Regions from separate parts of the Homo sapiens genome. Here region 1 is linked to region 2. The links are chromatin loops, found by intact Hi-C in ENCODE. Cell type or tissue: upper lobe of right lung. All regions are shown on one strand.

What was found. Peaks named below come from ENCODE experiments on the same cell type or tissue, not always from the same donor. Only the 100,000 strongest peaks of a DNase experiment are listed, where the experiment ranks them.
Region 1: a loop joins it to region 2, with 2.6 times the contacts of the local background. A loop is called at or near these places in 86 of 110 quality-filtered maps.

The regions. Positions count from the first base shown.
Region 1 is chr19:11,444,666-11,448,665 of GRCh38, reverse strand. PRKCSH (PRKCSH beta subunit of glucosidase II) reads right to left here. Exons shown (of 18, transcript NM_001289104.2): 8 at 3,193-3,277; 9 at 2,316-2,394; 10 at 1,506-1,592; 11 at 1,048-1,227; 12 at 877-973; 13 at 375-444; 14 at 37-126. Among named protein-coding and RNA genes, the nearest start is that of PRKCSH, 11 kb to the right of the region's middle. In upper lobe of right lung, a CTCF peak has its summit at 1,746 (motif pointing right); a DNase peak (open chromatin) is centred at 1,735.
Region 2 is chr19:11,285,003-11,289,002 of GRCh38, reverse strand. No RefSeq gene overlaps it. Among named protein-coding and RNA genes, the nearest start is that of TSPAN16, 9.2 kb to the left of the region's middle. In upper lobe of right lung, CTCF peaks have their summits at 483 and 2,180; no DNase peak of the experiment used is centred here; H3K27ac peaks cover 1,064 bases.

The DNA.
Region 1 (4,000 bases), 160 kb before region 2:
CCTGCCAGTGGGGGCCCCTGCATTCCTGGGACGCACTCGTTGGTGGTGAGCTCGTAGCACTGGCTGTACAGGTAAGCAAACTCCCCGTTGGGGCCAAAGTCAAAAGAAATCTCTTGCTCCAGGTTCCTGGAAGGGGAGGCGGAGCGGTTAAGGGGCAGCTGGGGACGCCAGTGCCTGACCCAGGACGACAGACACAGGAGGGTCTGGCTGAGCAATGGTGCCCAGGCTGTCCTCCCTGCCACCTCCCAGGGACCCTCCCTGCAGGGACCAGGCCCAGCCTGTGGTTGCCTCAGTGATTCCCCATCACCAGCTCCCCTGGGAGTCAAGGAGCAGTCGCTGTGGGACAGGTGTCCCCGCTCCTCAGCCCCCGCTACCTGATGGACTCCTCCATGTCCTTCAGCGACCGCTCGGCCTCCTCGAACTTGTTGCGGGCCTCCTGGGCAGCTGGGAGAGGGGTTGGAGGTCAGAGATGTCCTCAACCCCATCCAGGAGGATGGGGAACGGGGTTCCATGGATGTGGCTGTGTGCTCCCATACCCTCATTTTGCTCTGGCCAAGGACTTCACCCCGACAGCCTTGAGGGCCTCACCAGCTATAGAGCAGCCCCGACTTGCTGCCCAGGCTCCCAGCTCCTGAGCGAGTGGGGCCAGGAGTGACACAAACAAGCTGCGGCCCTTGGGGAGGCAGAAGGGCCCCTTGGGGCTGGCGAGGGTGGGACTGGCTTACCCTAGGCCCCCTTCCTGGACTCCCCAAGATACTGGGGCTTGTGCTGGCCGAGTCAGAGCAGGGTCTAAGCTCAGGATCTTCCCTCGACCTGTGCCACCACGGCAGGAAACGCTGGGCCCACCCGAGGAGCCTGGCCCCCGCCCACCCTCACCATCGATGAAGGCCTGCGTCTGCTCGTCGTAGGGCGGCATTTTGTCTTCCTCAGCAGGGCTGGCCGGCTGCGGGGGTGACAGTGGCGGTGGGGCCTCCTGGGGCAGGGGCAGGGTCAGTGAGTAGCCCTTCCCCCACCCTCTCTGTCTCCACTTCTCCCCCAAACACGGACCTTGGGCTGCTCCCCCTGCACCTCGGAATCCTCCTCCTCCTCCTCTTCTTCAGCCTCTTCTTCCTCCTCCTCCTCCTCCTCCTCCTCCTCCTCTGTGGGCGACGAGGGCACTGGCGGCTGCTCCTCCTTGGGCTCCGTCAAGTCAGGGGCAGAAGGTGCTGGAAGGTCGGTGGGCAGTGCCTGGCGGGTGAGCAGTGCGGTCGGTGTTGTGGACTCAGGGTCCACCCACACCCTCAGGCTCACACCACAGCCCAAGGGGCAGCCTCGGTGTCTCTGCCCCTCCTGCGGGGCCTGCAGGGAGGACCGACAGCTGGGGTCGGGGGGTCTCGGTGGGGGGTGCTGGGGCCACCCAGCTGGCCAGGGTGGCCAGGTGCCAGAACCAGAGGCAGCTCCTTTGTGAGGCGGGGTGGGGGCAGTGTGGTGGGAGGACCAAGTCCCCTCCCTTCTCCTCCACTGACCTCGGACCGGTACTTGTCCCTGATGGCGGCCCAGACGCGGTCGTAGAAAGAGGTGGCGTCTGTCTGTGTGTCCCCACTGAGGAGGGCCTGTGTGTGTTGGGGGTGGTGTCAAGATCTAGGCCACCACGTGTCCCCCATCTCGGCCACCCCGGCACCCGGGCTGCGGTGCCAGGCACGGGAGGGCTGGGCCCCGGGCCCTGATGACCAGGCCAGGGCCACGCCAGTGAGGCACTGCGGCCAGGAGGGGGCAGCACAGGCCCGTGGGAGGGGAGGAGGAGACCAGGGGCTGGAGTGGTTGGGGGCACTGAGACAGAAAGAGAGAAGCAGATGGACAAACGGACGTACAGATGGAGGAAGAGAGAGCCCAGGACCAGAGAGGGCCAGGCCCTCCAAGGGAGAGGCCAAGGCCCAGGCTGCAGATGGAGAGGGAGAAACCCAGGGGTGGGCAGAGAAGGGAGGCCAGAAGCCAGGGGCCACGGGGAAGGAGGAGGATAGGAAAGGAGACAGACAGGGGACGAGGGTGTGGGGGAGGAGGGGAATAGGGCAGGACAGGGGTGGGGGAGGAAGGGGATTGGGTGCTCAACAGCGGGTAGAGTGGGGGCAGGTGCGGGGAAACGGGCTCCAGCGCGACCTGGCTCCATCCCGGGTCCTGCCAGGCGGGAAGCGGCCCTGAGTGGCTGCCATCCCAGCTCACCCAGAGGAGGCATCCCAGGCCAGCAAGGAGCTTTCCTTGGTCCCCCTCCTGTGCCCTGAGGTCACCCTGGGGCAATGCTCCCTAGAAGTCCCCAACCAAGGGGCAGCCGGGGGTACCTGAGCTTCCGCTTCTGACAACGCCCCATCCCCATCTGTGTCCAGCTCCGGGTGAGTCTGCAGCTCAGTCACCGAGACCCTGCGGGGGCGTGGCAGAAGCAGACTGGAGGGGTGAGGCCCCAGTGGCTCTCAGTTGGGGGCACCATGTGGCCCACCTGTTCTTCCCTGCAGGGCCCCACCCTGGAACTTGCTTCAGGACCTCAAGGTGTAGGGGCCTCCCCACCCTCCTGCCCCCTCCTCAGGACTCCATGACCCCAAAGGAGCTCAAAGTAAGGGGTGGGACTGGGAGATACCTGGACCCCCAAATGTCCGATGACCTCTCTACCAACTCACCCAGGTGGCACCTCCTTCCACCCCAGGACCCGGCACATTGAAGCTGCCATCTGCCTTGGTCCCCCACCCAGCAAAGCCCACCCCCACCCTTGCCCATTCGGTCCCTCTGAAGCCCCCTGCTCCTTGGCACCTGACATCTCCTAGGCTCCCCGTGTGCCTCTCAGCCCCCAAAAGTCCACCCTCCACCAGGTAACCCAGCAAGCTCAGAGGCACAGCCAGGATTCGAACCCAGGTCTGGCTTTCCCCAGAGCGTAGTGGGGCTGGGAAAAGCCATCCGATCACTAGATGCCTAGACACACTCCCTGAGGCTGAGGGTCTGTGCCCAGCTCCTGGGGAGAGGGTGGTCCCCCTATCTCCTCGCCCAGGGCATCCTGGACCTGGCCATCCACGAGTAAGAGGCGGGGTCACACGGGGCTTGGGATCAGCCTGGACCCCACGCCGGGGGAACCCAAGGAGGATCTGGCTGGTTTCTAGAGGCGAGGGTGGCGGGGAGGGAAACCCAGGCCCACGGAAAGGTGGGCAGCTCCAACTAGGGGACACTCACGTCCCGTCCATGTCATCATCCAGCTCCTTGAAGGCATCAGCCGCCAGCTCCTGCTCCTGTTGGGCCTTGGCAGCAGCCAGCTGCTCTGTAAAGAAGCCACCTCTGTCACCCCCTGCCCACCCACCGGCTCCCATCAGCCCCCGCACCCCACAGGGTCGTTTGCCACCAAGCGCCTACTATATGCCTGGCCCCATGCTGGACCCTGAGGACACGACTGTGGAGGAGACAAAGGTCCCTGCCCTTACCAGGGGAGAACAGACGAAGAGCAAGGTGAATGGTTGAAGCCTGGTTGTGTTGGGGGAGACCGGGACAAGGTGGGGAGTGCAGAGGCAGGAGGGCCACTGGTGGGGCTGGAGCAGGGAGGTGGGAACCCAGGTGGCAGAGGGCAGCCCTGTCAGGCCACTGTTGGGACAGAGGTGGGGGCGAGGGCAGAAGCCAGGTGATAACAAGGGCTGGCCCAGGCTGGGGACTGAGGAAGAAGCACGGAGCAGAGGCAGATTCTGGGGAGACGCAGATGGAGTGCGCAGACGGTCAGAGGTGGGAGGTGGGGTTGGGGAGAGGAGAGCGACCACTGAGACTTTAGGTTTAGGACCTGGCAGAGGCATGTCGGGGCAGGGCTGGCAGGAATGAGACTTCATGGCCAAGGATGCTGGGAGATGGGGAGGATACAGGGAGGGAGACCGGTCCTGGGGGCATCTTGGGGGTCCCCAGGGCTGCTCCCAGGAAGAGGGGCCAGCCGGACAGAAGGGGACCGAGCCTCTGTCCCAAAAGTCCCTCCTTTGTCTGTCGCTACTCTAACCTAAGCAGA
Region 2 (4,000 bases):
GCGATGTGAATGTGCTTAATGCTGCTGAACTGTACTTTTCTTTTTTTTTTTGAGACAGAGTCTTGCTCTGTTGCCAAGGCTGGAGTGCAGTGGCGTGATCTTGCGATCTCAGCTCCCTGCAACCTCCATCTACTGGGTTCGAGCAACTCTCCTGCCTCAGCCTCCTGAGTACCTGGGACTACAGGAGCGTGCCACCATGCCCGGCTAATTTTTGTAATTTTAGTAGAGACGGGGTTTCACCATGTTGCCCAGGCTGGTCTCAAACTCCCGACCTCAAGTGATCCGCCCACCTCAGCCTCCTAAAGTGCTGGGATTACAGGTGTGAGCCACCACACCCGGCCTGAACTGTACACTTAAAATGGTTAAAATGACAAAATTTTAAGTTATATATATTTTGCCACAGTAGAAAAGAAATAAATGTTGTAAAAGGAACAGGACTACAAGGCCTCCTGGTGGGAATAGAGGGAAATGACTCGGCCCGGTACCTGCTAATGTTCTCGCAGTTCCTGTAGAACTTCATGTCCAGCTCTGGTTACCGTGAGCACCACAGTGGGTTAAGTCATGTCACCACAAAATTCATATCCATCTGGAGCCTCAGATGAGACCCTATCTGAAAACAGGGTCTTTGCAGATGTCATTGGTTAAACATCTTGAGATGAAGTCAGCCTAGATTTAGGTCAGGTCCTAAATCCAATATCTGGTCAATATCTGGTGTCTTTATAAGACATAGGAGAGGGGTTAGGGGTGGTGGCTCATGCCTGTAATCCCAGCACTTTGGGAGGGCAAGACCAGAGGAGACAGGAGGCTTGAGGCCAGGAGTTCAAGACCAGCCCGGGCAACATATCGAGACCCTGTCTCTAAAAAAATAAAAATTAGCCAGGTATGGTGGCGTGTATCTGTAGTACTAGCCACTCTAGAGGCAGAGTTGGGAGGATGTCTTGAGCCTGGGAAGTCGAGGCTGCAGTGAGGTATGATGGTGCCACTGCATTCCATCCTGGGCAACAGAGCAAGACCTTGTCTCAAAAATAAATAAATAAGGTTGTTGGTTAAAAAAAAAAAAAAAAAAAAAAAGACCAGGCTCTGTGGCTCACACCTGTAATTCCAGCACTTTGGGAGGCCAAGGCGGGTGGATCACAAGATTAGGAGATGGAGACCATCCTGGCTAACACGGTGAAACCCCGTCTCTACTAAAAATACAAAAAAAATTAGCCAGGCATGGTGGCGGGCGCCTGTAGTCCCAGCTACTCGGGAAGCTGAGGCAGGAGAATGGCGTGAACCCAGGAGGCAGAACTTGCAGTGAGCCGAGATCGCGCCACTGCACTCCAGCCTGGGTGACAGAGCAAGACTCTATCTCAAAAAAAAAAAAAAAGGAGGCCAGGTGTGGTGGCTCATGCCTGTAATACCCAGTGCTTTGGGAGAGTGAGGTGGGTGGATTTTGAGGCAAGGAGTTTGAGGTCAGCCTGGCTAACATGGCAAAACCCTCTCTCTATTAAAAATAGAAAAATTAGCTGGTTGTGGTGGTGGACGCCTGTACTCCAGGCTACTAGGGAGGCTGAGGCAGGAGAATCACTTGAACCCAGGAGGCAGAGGTTGCAGTGAGCTGAGATTACACCATTGCACTCCAGCCTGGGTAATAGAGTGAGACTCTGTCTCATAAAAAAATGAGAGAGAGAAAGAGAGACAGGAGAGGAACATTTGGACACAGACAGAGGGGAGAAGGCCACAAGATGATGGAAGAGGCAGTGATTGGAGTGACGTGGCCACAATCCAGCGACCACCAGGGGCCACCAGAAGTTGGAAGAGGCAAGGAAGGAACCTTCCCCAGAGCTTTTGGGGGCAGCACGGCTCTGTTGACACCTTGATTTCAGACTTCTGGCATCCAGAACAGTGAAAGAATAAATTTTAGGGGGCTGGGCGTGGTGGCTGACGCCTGTAATTCCAACACTTTGGGAGGCCAAGGCGGGCGGAGCACCTGAGGTCGGGAGTTTGAGACCAGCCTGACCAACATGGCAAAACCCTGTCTCTACTAAAAATACAAAAATTAGCCGGGCATGGTGTCACATGCCTATAATCCCAGCTACTCAGAAGGCTGAGGCAGAAGAATCGCTTGAGCCTGGGAGGCAGTGGTTGCAGTGACCTAAGATCGCCCCACTGCTCTCCAGCCTGGGCGACAGAGGGAGACTGTGTCTCAAAAAATAAAAGAATAAATTCTTGTTGTTTTAAACCAGCAAGCTGGTGATGATTTGTTATGGCAGCTCCCAAAAATCTAACACAGACAGGAAGCAGTGGGTGGGTGATGACATATTTCAGCTGCCTGTGGGGGCTGAGAAACACAGCACAAGATTTGGGAAAAGGGTTCACATCCGGTGAAGGAGACCTTTCCTTCCTTCCTTTTTTTATTTATTTTTATTTTTTATTTTTTTATTTTTTATTTTTGACAAGGTCTCACTCTGTTGCCCAGGCTGGAGTACAGTGGCTCCATCATAGCTCAGTCCAGCCTCCAGCTCCTAGGCTCAAGGGATCCTCCCAGCTCAGCCTCCCTAGTAGCTGGGACCACAGCCATGCACCACCCCACCCAGCTAGTTGTTTTTTTTTATATATATATTATTTGTAGAGACGGGGTCTCCCTATGTTGCCTAGGCCACCACCCTGGTCCCTTTCTTCCTTAAGAAGAGAGATAATGTTCATGGCTTGCTGGTGACTTTGACTTTAAAAAAATCAAGGCACGAGGCCAGGCGCGGTGGCTCACACTTGTAATCCCAGCACTCCGGGAGGCCAAGGTGGGAGGATCACTTGAGCCCAGGAGTTCGGGACCAGCTTAGGCAAAATGGTAAAACCCTGTCTTTACCAAAAATACAAAAAATAAGCCAGGTGTGGTGGTGCACGCCTGTGGTCCCAGCTACTCTGGAGCCTGAGGCAAGAGAATTGCTTGAACCTGGGAGGCAGAGGATGCAAAGAGCTGAAATCGTGCCACTGCACTCCAGCTTGGGTGACACAGTGAGACCCAGTTTCAAAAAAAAAAAAAAAACAAGGCAAGCTGTGGTGGCTCACACCTGTAATTCCAGCACTTTGGGAGGCCGAAGCGGGAGGATCCGCTTGAGCCCAGAAGGTCAAGGCTGCAGTGAGCCATGATGGTACCACTGCACTCCAGCCTGGACAACAGAGTGAGACTCTGTCTAAAAGAAATAATAATAAAATAAAAATTCAAAATATTTTCAATGGAGAAGTCTGGATTTGAGGCGTCTCTTGAAAAATCCAGCCAGGCATGGTGGCTCATACCTGTAATCCCAGCACTTTGGTAGGCCAAGGAAGGTGGATCACTTGAAATCTGGAGTTCAAGACCAGCCTGACCAACATGGTGAAACCCTGTCTCTACTAAAATACAAAAATATGCCGGATGTGGTGGTGCACGCCTGTACTCCCAGCTACTCGGGAGGATGAGGCAGGAGAATTGCTTGAACCCGAGAGGCAGAGGTGGCAGTGAGCTGAGATTGCGCCACTGCACTCCAGCCTGGGCGGCAAAGCGAGACTCTGTCTCAAAAAAAAAAAAGAGAGAGAGAGAGAAAGAGAGGAGAGGAACATTTAGACACAGAAGGGAAGAGGCCACGAGACATCAGAAGAGGCAGTGATTGGAGCGACCACTGCCTCTTATCTCAGCATGCACTATGCAGTTATTATTACTATAATAGGATAAAAAGACCAAGAAGAAAAAAAAAGATCTGCCTTTATTATTATTATTTTATTTTATTTTTGAGAGGGAGTCTTGCTCTGTCGTCCAGGCTGGAGTGCAATGGCGCGATCTCAGCTCACTGCAACCTCCGCCTCCCAAGTTTAAGCAATTGTCCTGCCTCAGCCTCCCAGGTAGCTGGGATTACAGGCATGTGCCACCACGCCCCGTTAATTGTTTGTATTTTTAGTAGAGATGGGGTTTCACCATGTTGGCCAGGCTGGACTCAAACTCCTGACCTCAGGTGATCCGCCCGCTTCAGCCTCCCAAAGT